2 separate regions of the Homo sapiens genome follow, and region 2 is linked to region 1. The links are chromatin loops, found by intact Hi-C in ENCODE. Cell type or tissue: heart left ventricle. All regions are shown on one strand.

What was found. Peaks named below come from ENCODE experiments on the same cell type or tissue, not always from the same donor. Only the 100,000 strongest peaks of a DNase experiment are listed, where the experiment ranks them.
Region 2: a loop joins it to region 1, with 2.8 times the contacts of the local background. A loop is called at or near these places in 3 of 110 quality-filtered maps.

What each region holds. Positions count from the first base shown.
Region 1 is chr20:51,490,804-51,494,803 of GRCh38, reverse strand. The region is part of intron 3 of NFATC2 (nuclear factor of activated T cells 2); the gene reads left to right. Among named protein-coding and RNA genes, the nearest start is that of MIR3194, 40 kb to the right of the region's middle. In heart left ventricle, no CTCF peak of the experiment used is centred here; DNase peaks (open chromatin) are centred at 2,033 and 2,442; H3K4me3 peaks cover 1,292 bases; H3K27ac peaks cover 538 bases.
Region 2 is chr20:51,427,474-51,431,473 of GRCh38, reverse strand. All of the region lies in intron 9 of NFATC2 (nuclear factor of activated T cells 2), which reads left to right. Among named protein-coding and RNA genes, the nearest start is that of MIR3194, 24 kb to the left of the region's middle. In heart left ventricle, no CTCF peak of the experiment used is centred here; DNase peaks (open chromatin) are centred at 2,203 and 2,953; H3K4me3 peaks cover 665 bases; H3K27ac peaks cover 413 bases.

The DNA.
Region 1 (4,000 bases):
TCCTTAAGAAGTCAGAGTTGAGCTTTCCCCTCTTACGACAAACTTCATTTCCTGTTTCATCAAAAAGTTCTTCCTGGCAAACTGTGGCTTCTCAGCCTGTCACCTCTCTGCCACGGGAGGTGAGAACCTCTCCCATGCTGTGAGATGACTGAGCCGCGGCCTTGTTTATGGAAGCCAAGTGCCAGTCCCTCAAGGCGCGTGGGTTCTCAGCCCTAGGATTCAGGATGGAGCCGTGTTCAGCTCTGGGCAAGGGTAGGATGCTGACTCTGTGCACAAAGACCTGCACGTAGTAGTAGCAGAAGAAAAGGGCCTTGGGGCCTTAAATAAAGGTGAGGAGTGGGGAGCCCCTCAAGAGCGAAGTGTGAGGGAATTACTGACGTGTGCCGCATTTCCACTTGAAAGTAAAATAAAAATGTTTAAACAAAGAGGAAATAGGAGGAGCAGGTGTAGCAGAAAAGCCACCAGCCAGGGAAGCCGCCAGATTTGCTTTTGATTTCCAGTGGCACCCGCCCTGTGCCGGACACCTTAGGCAGCTGACTTAGCCTCTCTGAGCAAACCCATGGAAATTCAGTGCCTGGTGCCCACTCCGCGTGGAGAAGGAGGGGAGCACTGGGGTCCTGTCCTTCCTCATGTCCACATTCAAAAGAGGACTCATAACCAAGCAAAGTAACGGTGACCGAGCTGCCTGAGATGGCTTGGAGGAAGGTCTGAAATGGGTGACGATGGTGGCGATGATGGTAACTGTTGACGCTCACTGAGCACCCACTCTTTGCCAGGCACTGTACCCATTATATCGTCTAATCTTTGCCACAGCTCATGGGGCATGGGATGGGCATCTGTTATTTTCCCCTTTGCAGAGGTGAGGGCTCAGAGGTGTGGCCAGCTTTCCGCAGCCCCAACCAGTCTCGGATCTGAGACTTGGTTGGTTCTGAGCAGGCTGATGGTCAAGGGTGTCACGTTCCGGGCTGGCTCTTTGCTAAGCGTTTGATGCCCATCACAGTGGGGAGCAGCTCTCTGGGGACATGGTGCTGAGGTTGCCACTGATGAGAGGATTGGACAGGGACCAAGCTGCTCTCAATGTGATCGACTCTGTTCCTGTCTCTCAGCATGCCCCGCCTCTCAGGGAATAGGCCCAGTGGGGTTTCCCTGCGGTGACGTTGAACCAGTGTCTGCTGCATTCGAGGGGCCTCAGATGGAGCTGCTATCTGAATCCAGGGCCCCGGTGAGTGAGACTCATAGTCGGGGTGGAAAGGTGCTCAAGTAATGAGAGGCTTTCTTTTATCGTAGATTCACTGTGTCAGTCTGGGACATTCCCTCTGTAAATGGGAGGTGCCTAGAAGATCAAAATCATTTCTCTAGCATGTTGTCAATTTCACATCACTCAGTTGCAATGTGAGGTCGCCAATCCCCATTCTATGCCCATAACAGCCCCATGAGAAAACGACAAGAATTACAACAAGATGAAGGCCAACGTTTACTGAGCGCTTACTATGTGTCGCCACTGGTTCTAAGAGCTGTGCTTATACCAATTCATTGGGTCCTGGCAACTCTATGAAATGTACAAGTGCTTTTTTCTATGTGACACATGTGTCAAAGAGTCAGAGTGACCTGCCCAAGGTCCACAGCCAGCGAGTTCAGCAGTTGGGACTTGAGCTTGTGTCTGCCGACTCCCTAGCCCCCAGTCTAAACTGTTGGACCCCACTGCTCTGGAATCTTCTTCTCCTGGTTTCCTGATGGCAAAACTGGGACCCAGATGGTTCTAGTGGATTTGCAGATGCCACATGGTTCACCAGAGGCCCAGGCTGGGAGGCACACGATCGCATCCTCCTGGAGCCTCTGGCCCCAAGCTGCAAACTCCAATGCTGACGCTACAGTTCCATGAGCCCGTGGATACGTCGCTGACCGAGGAACCCAGGGCGACATGAAAGGAACACGCTTGGCCTTGACAGGCCCAGCCCCGGCCGGCGCTCACTTGGAGGCAGTTGAAAGGAAAACTGCGATAAGGGGCTGCTTTATCACGCCTCTTGACAGGCCGAGCTTCCTCCCTTGTGTGGCGTGAGCCTTAAACCTCTTCCAAGTCGCCTGGCATGGAGCCCCGGCCGCCTCCTGCTCCCCAAGGGCTGGAGCGGGGAGCCCATTAGCCAGTGGGAGTGGGAGCGGGCCCGGGCGGGTGCCAGCCCTTTGAAGCCGCGCAGAGGGCCCCGCACAGTCCCCTTATCTTGGCTGGTGGTGTTCCTCGGCCGGAAAAGGGAAGCACAGAGAGGAAAAGCTTTCCCCTGTGGCTTTTGTGTTTGGTTCGCATTAAATGAGGCTGGGCGGGGTTTTTGTTGTTTGTTTTCCAACTTTTCAGCGAAAGGATGACGGATGACGTTTAGCGCAGCAGGCGCCCACTTCTCTGGGGTGGCGTGCCCATGTCATGCCGCACTCACGCACACTCCTGCCTGTTGATTGCGCAGTCTCCTCTGTGTCTTTTCTAGAAGCTGGGGGGCTGCCCAGGTCGTCCTGAGAATAGCGGCGGGGTGCGGCGGGGCTCGGTGGTGCCAGCGGGTGGAGGCTGTGAATCCATTCACTCTGAGGCCCTGGCAGCCAGGGACCTCGTCTAGACAGGAAGATGTGTGTGATGGGATTTAAAGATGAGGCTCTCCCTCCTGCTGGGGCGAGAAGGCTCTAGGAGCCTTGGGGCCGAGGTGATTTGGTTTGTAGGATTTGCGCATTTCTGGGATGTGCAGGGATGCGGCTTTCTCCAGATCTAAGGGGAGCCCGGGCCAGTGAACAAGGGGTGTTCATGGCACTCCGGGGGCGCGGGGCTGGGGGTATGTGTGTGCAGGCCAGACCATAGCAGGGTCCTCATAAGCTTTCACAGGGAGTAGGGCTGGGGCAAGGGGTGTGTGTGTGTGTGTGTGTGTGTGTGTGTGTGTGTGTGTGTATGTGTATGTGTGTGTTGGTGGGGGTGGGGCTGTTCTCAACGAGCAGATGTGAAAATCAATGGGAGAAGAGAGTAAGAGATGGGCAGACTGCAATCTGAGTAGTTATGCACCTAAACAGATGCACACAGAGACCTATGGGTGCCCAGGAGTGTCCTGGAGCCCGTTTTCGTGGCCTTGTGAGAGCTGATTTTTAAAGTTCCAGGAACTCTGTTACATGTTGTTCTGACCTATGTGCCTGAGGTCATAGGCATCCGTGTATCCACATGGCGGAGGTAGCACGTAATGGTGCCGCTGCACTTCTCCTCCCAGCTCCATATACAGTATCGTCACACCGGGAGCTGGAAATCAGCCACTGTGGGAGTGTTGACACCGTGGAAATGGGCAAACACTGCAAAGCAAGCTTTCTGTCTTGGAGAACTGGTCGTTGAATATTTCCTGGTCTACCATTGCATACCTCACAGGCACAGCGCATGCAAACCCAGAGCAAGGAAGACAGACAGACGGGCTACCTGAACGAATGCCACTTTTTAGTTTTGGGAAAATACATTACATTTTTATACATTGGTTGATTTCCCTCTTCTTTTTTTTTTTTAACCTTGTCCATTTTATGCATGTGGAAGAATCACTCAGAGATAGGGCCATGGCTTCACCAAGCTGCAGAAGGGGTCATTGGTGCAAAAAAAGGTTAAAAATTTGTGCCCTGGAGCCAGGAGATGATTTTCCTTTTCTAGTCCTCTCTCTGAATACAGGACATTCTCCTAGCTTGTGGGCAGGCAGTGGTACTTTTTCTCTCCTGGTAAAGAGTCCTTAGCAGACCTCCTTGGGTCCTTTTGCAGAGGTTTGCTGAGCACCTCTTGTGTCTGGGCACTGACCTGGGTGGTTTTCTTAATCATCCCTTGATGATCTACTGGCTTTGGAGATGGTGGCTTCCCATCTTGGGGCTCCCCAAACCCAGTGCTTCAGCACCTCCTCTGCTGTACTTTGAATGCCAGTCCTGTGCTCTGCAAACCATGGTTCCCTGGGAAAGGAGCATGTTGATTAATGTTGTGTTACTTAGTCAGCATTTTTAACAT
Region 2 (4,000 bases), 63 kb after region 1:
CAGCTGATGGGTGGTTTGGGCCAAGGAAAAGATGCAGAGGAGGCTTTGTGTGAGTCTGTAGGTGCCCGTTTGTGGGCAAGGGGTCTGCCCAGAGGGTAGTCTTGTGGAGAAGCTGTGATGAGGTGTTGGTCCAGGATCTCAGGGAGGAAGGACAAACCGCATTGCTAAGACTCACCTGGGAGCCGCAAGGTGCATTGGGAGGTCGGAGAGGGTGGGATGAGCAGAGCAGCCTTGCCTTGGGGGCTCCAGACAGAAAAATAGGCTGTTGGACTTTCTTTACCTTCATTTTTCTTTTAAAATTTTTTGTGGATATAGAGCAGGTATATATATTTGTGGGGTACATGAGATGTTTGGAGACAGGCATGCAAAGTGAAATAAGCACATATAGAGAATGGGGTATCCATCCCCTCAAGCGTTTATCCATCGAGTTGCAAAGCCCATGACACTGTTTACATTATTTAAAAATGTACAGTTAAGCGACTGGAGTTTTTTCTTAATAGAAGAAGGAAAAACCTAAATTGCTGGCTGTCATTCCCAGTTCCAGTCCTGTATTTTATAGGCAGTAGCGTCTGATATACCCTGAAACCTCAATTATTTCAGAAAATTAACTCTCAGGAGCCCAGCCAAGGGGTAGGAAGTAAAGCGAAAGCTTTGAAACAGCCACAATAGTTACCATCAAGACTGGGTACTAAATTTCATATACCGCAGTGCCAGAAATATCCTCTGCTGCATAGTCAGAGGCTGTTGACCTTTACTCTACAAAACGTCTTGACAAGCCAGGTTATCTGGGGGCTCTGTGACTTCTGGTATTCTCCATACCCAATCCCTAGGGAGACAGTCGATCAAAAACGTCCCCTGAATTCACCAAGCAAAGACCTCTGGGGCCACTTCTTGTAGGGTCATCCTGCCCCACGTGCCTTACAAGGCTGACCTCTAGGTATTGCTCTGTTAATAATTGATCCGTTTGATCCTGAATAATCAAGCACAGGTTGAGTTAAAGTCATGGTGCTCTGTTTTGAAACGGACACCTGCATACAATCCATCCTTGAACAATTTACATTCACAATGGTGAAGATAAGGTTTTGGTGCTTATTTTCAAGGGGGCAATCGTGTAGAGAATTAACTAAGGCAGAACGTGGAGGATCAATGAAGCATGGTCGTAACCAGATCCCTCTCCACGTGAGGCCCTGGGGGATCGATTGTATTGGAGAAGAGGTGCTTTATAAATAAATGAGTGTCTGTGCAGGGCTGGATAATTTTCCCCAGCTGACTCTGCACCTAGGGCTGGTCTGGTCTCCAGAGCGAGAAACACACTGGCCTCTCCTACCCTGTCCATCCCTTGTTAAAGGCAAATGGTGAGTGCCTTGGATATTGGGGCACCCGTGTCCAAGTGGCCCGAGGTGGTCATGACTGGCTATGGCAGCCCCGGATCCACAGATGTCCTTGCCGTTTCCAAAGAAGCTTATGTTACAGAGAAAGCAGCTGAGCACCGAGACCCTTTTGGGCCTCCTGAGGCCCTTTCTCAACGCAGGCAGGTTCAAAGTCGTGGTGAGGGGGAGTCCCGCTAGGTCCAAACCTGAGTCAGCTCTAAGGATGTCTCAGAGAACCGAGCGAGGTGAAATTTAGGTACATGCTGTATGACCCCAGCCCATGGGATGTTAGGAGCTATTTTCTGAAGGAGGGTTCCATGGCTTTAAAAGATGAAAAAACTAGGTTAAACCAAGTTTTTTGTTTTTGCTTTTGTTTAATTATTTGTTGCAGGACTTCTGAGAGTCTTTATCCTGCTAGCGGACATTATAAGTCTCTAAAATGCGGGGGTGTAGCACAAAGGAGAGCGCATCGCACGCTCCAGGTGGTGATGTCCACACTGGATTGTACTGTGTTCTGCAAGAATGGAGGCCCGGGAGTCGTGCTACACAGCTGGCCTAGAAGCTCTTTTCCTGATACTTGGCAGAAATAACATAAAGGAAGCTCAAGAGCTCTGAAGCGCAGCACTGCCCTGTCCCCTGTGCCATAGTCCGGCTTCTCAATTTGGGGGCTGCACATTCCTGAGGCCAGAGCTGGATGGGGCAGTGGAATGGTTTCCACCCACGTGGCCTCCAAAAGGCAGCAAGTGCCACTAGTTATGTTCAGTGCTCCACCGGCCTTGTCTCCAAGGCTCTGCCCACCCCAGGACCCTCCAATGGGCAGGTCCCCTGGTGGCTCGTGCCCAGTGGCAAGCCCCAGACTGCATCTCCACCGTAGCCACCAAGATGTGGGTGCAGTTTTGTCTCTGAACTGCTGCAATTTCAAATTCTCCTAGCCCGTCTCCTAGCTAGTCTGTGTAGCCCGTGCATCCGTGGAACATTCCAGATATGCCACCATCAGCTCTAGGGATATGAGATTTGGACGTCTTGGTTTGCTGTGTTGTGTTATTTCTGACAAGTAAACTGGAAAATCCCCTGGGTCATTCCTTTGGTGTCTGGTGGGGCAACTTCCTTGGTCTTTAGGTCCTTTTCTGTCCCTTTCGTTTATGATTTCAAGGGAGTCTGTCGCACACGGCACATATTTGGCTGCACGGGGCCCGTGCTAAACCCCAGCGTGCTGTGCTGCCTGTGCGTGGGCATTTCTGGTCTGTCATTTATTTCCCTTGGGATTTTGCCAAAGTGGGCTTTCCTTGGAAACTTTGTAAGAGCTGGGCTTATGCGTTTTGAGGGTTGAGGGAAGGTTCTGTGGCTGGAAAAGGAAGCAGTCACCAGTGGACACACAGGTCCTCCCTCCCCCGCACAAGTGCAAACAAACCATCTTTGAAGCTGATCCCGCCCCTGCCCTGGGGTCCAGGGAAGCCCCCGGCTCTGAGTTATCGTTTCCTGCACCTTGGCCAGTGATCCCAGCGTCGCGTCTGGGCATTCCACCCCGCTCCCTCATGGGGCATCTGTGCTTTATCTCAGCCCTTCCCGCCTGCATTCCTGCACACAGACGCCGGCTGGCTTGGCCCCGTTTGTTCTTGGAACACCAAGGCGCTCCTTCTGCTTTCTCCACTCCGAGTACTTGAGACGTTTTCAAGAAGTCTCTTTGGAAAAGCAAAATAAGTAATATTCCAGGGCCCAAGGCATGCACTCCCCTGAGCCCCGTGTTTCTCCACCCACCCCAATTCAGGCACTTTCTTACAGCTCTTCAGAAACATATGGTTCATACACCGTCACTTGCGTTCTCTCTGCTGTCATCCCCCTTCCGTGACTAGTCCCTTGTTCTAAGGCCCCAAATTGTACCTGGGGAACACCAGCAGCTCCTAGCAGTAGCTGCTTCTGGGACCTCATTCTTCCCTACCTTTCTCCCCTATTCCTCTGTCCTCCCCAACCCTCCCTGTCCTTAACCCTTCCTTCTTCCCTCTCTCCCTTCCTCTGTGTCCTTGACCCTTGACTTCTCTGTCCTTGACCCTCCTTCCCTCTCACCCACTAGTATTTTCTGGCTGTCTACTCTGTGCTGGACACTGTTCTGGGACTTAGGGATCCACTAAGTGAACAAATGAAATGAAATCTTTGCTCTCACGGTGATTGTTTAGTAGGTAAGCGAGACAGACATTAGCATGGAAGGCAGTAAGTAAGCAAGCGAAATTCAGACAGCAATGAAAGCCACAGGGAAAATTCCACGGGGTTAGGAGCGAGAGGGTGGCTGCCTGGTTTGGGGGTGAGGTTGGCCCCTGCAGATGAGTGTACAGAAAGGCCACTCTGAAGAGGCGGCCTTTGGGGATGGACGCAGACCTGGGGAGGTCTGAGGGAAGAGTGTTTCAGGGAGAGGGAACGCAGGTGGCGGAGGCCGTGAACTCGGAGACGTGGGCTTGCTCCCGCAGGCTTTCAGCAGCAGTGCAGCGTGGTTTGATTTACTGTTTGAGAAGATCACTCTGGCTGCCTTTGCGAAATGGACTATAGGGAGTCAAGGGTTGAAAAAAGGGGGATGTGTGAATTGAAAACGAATCCCGTGACAGGAGCATGATGGAAGGCGGTGCATTTCACAGGGA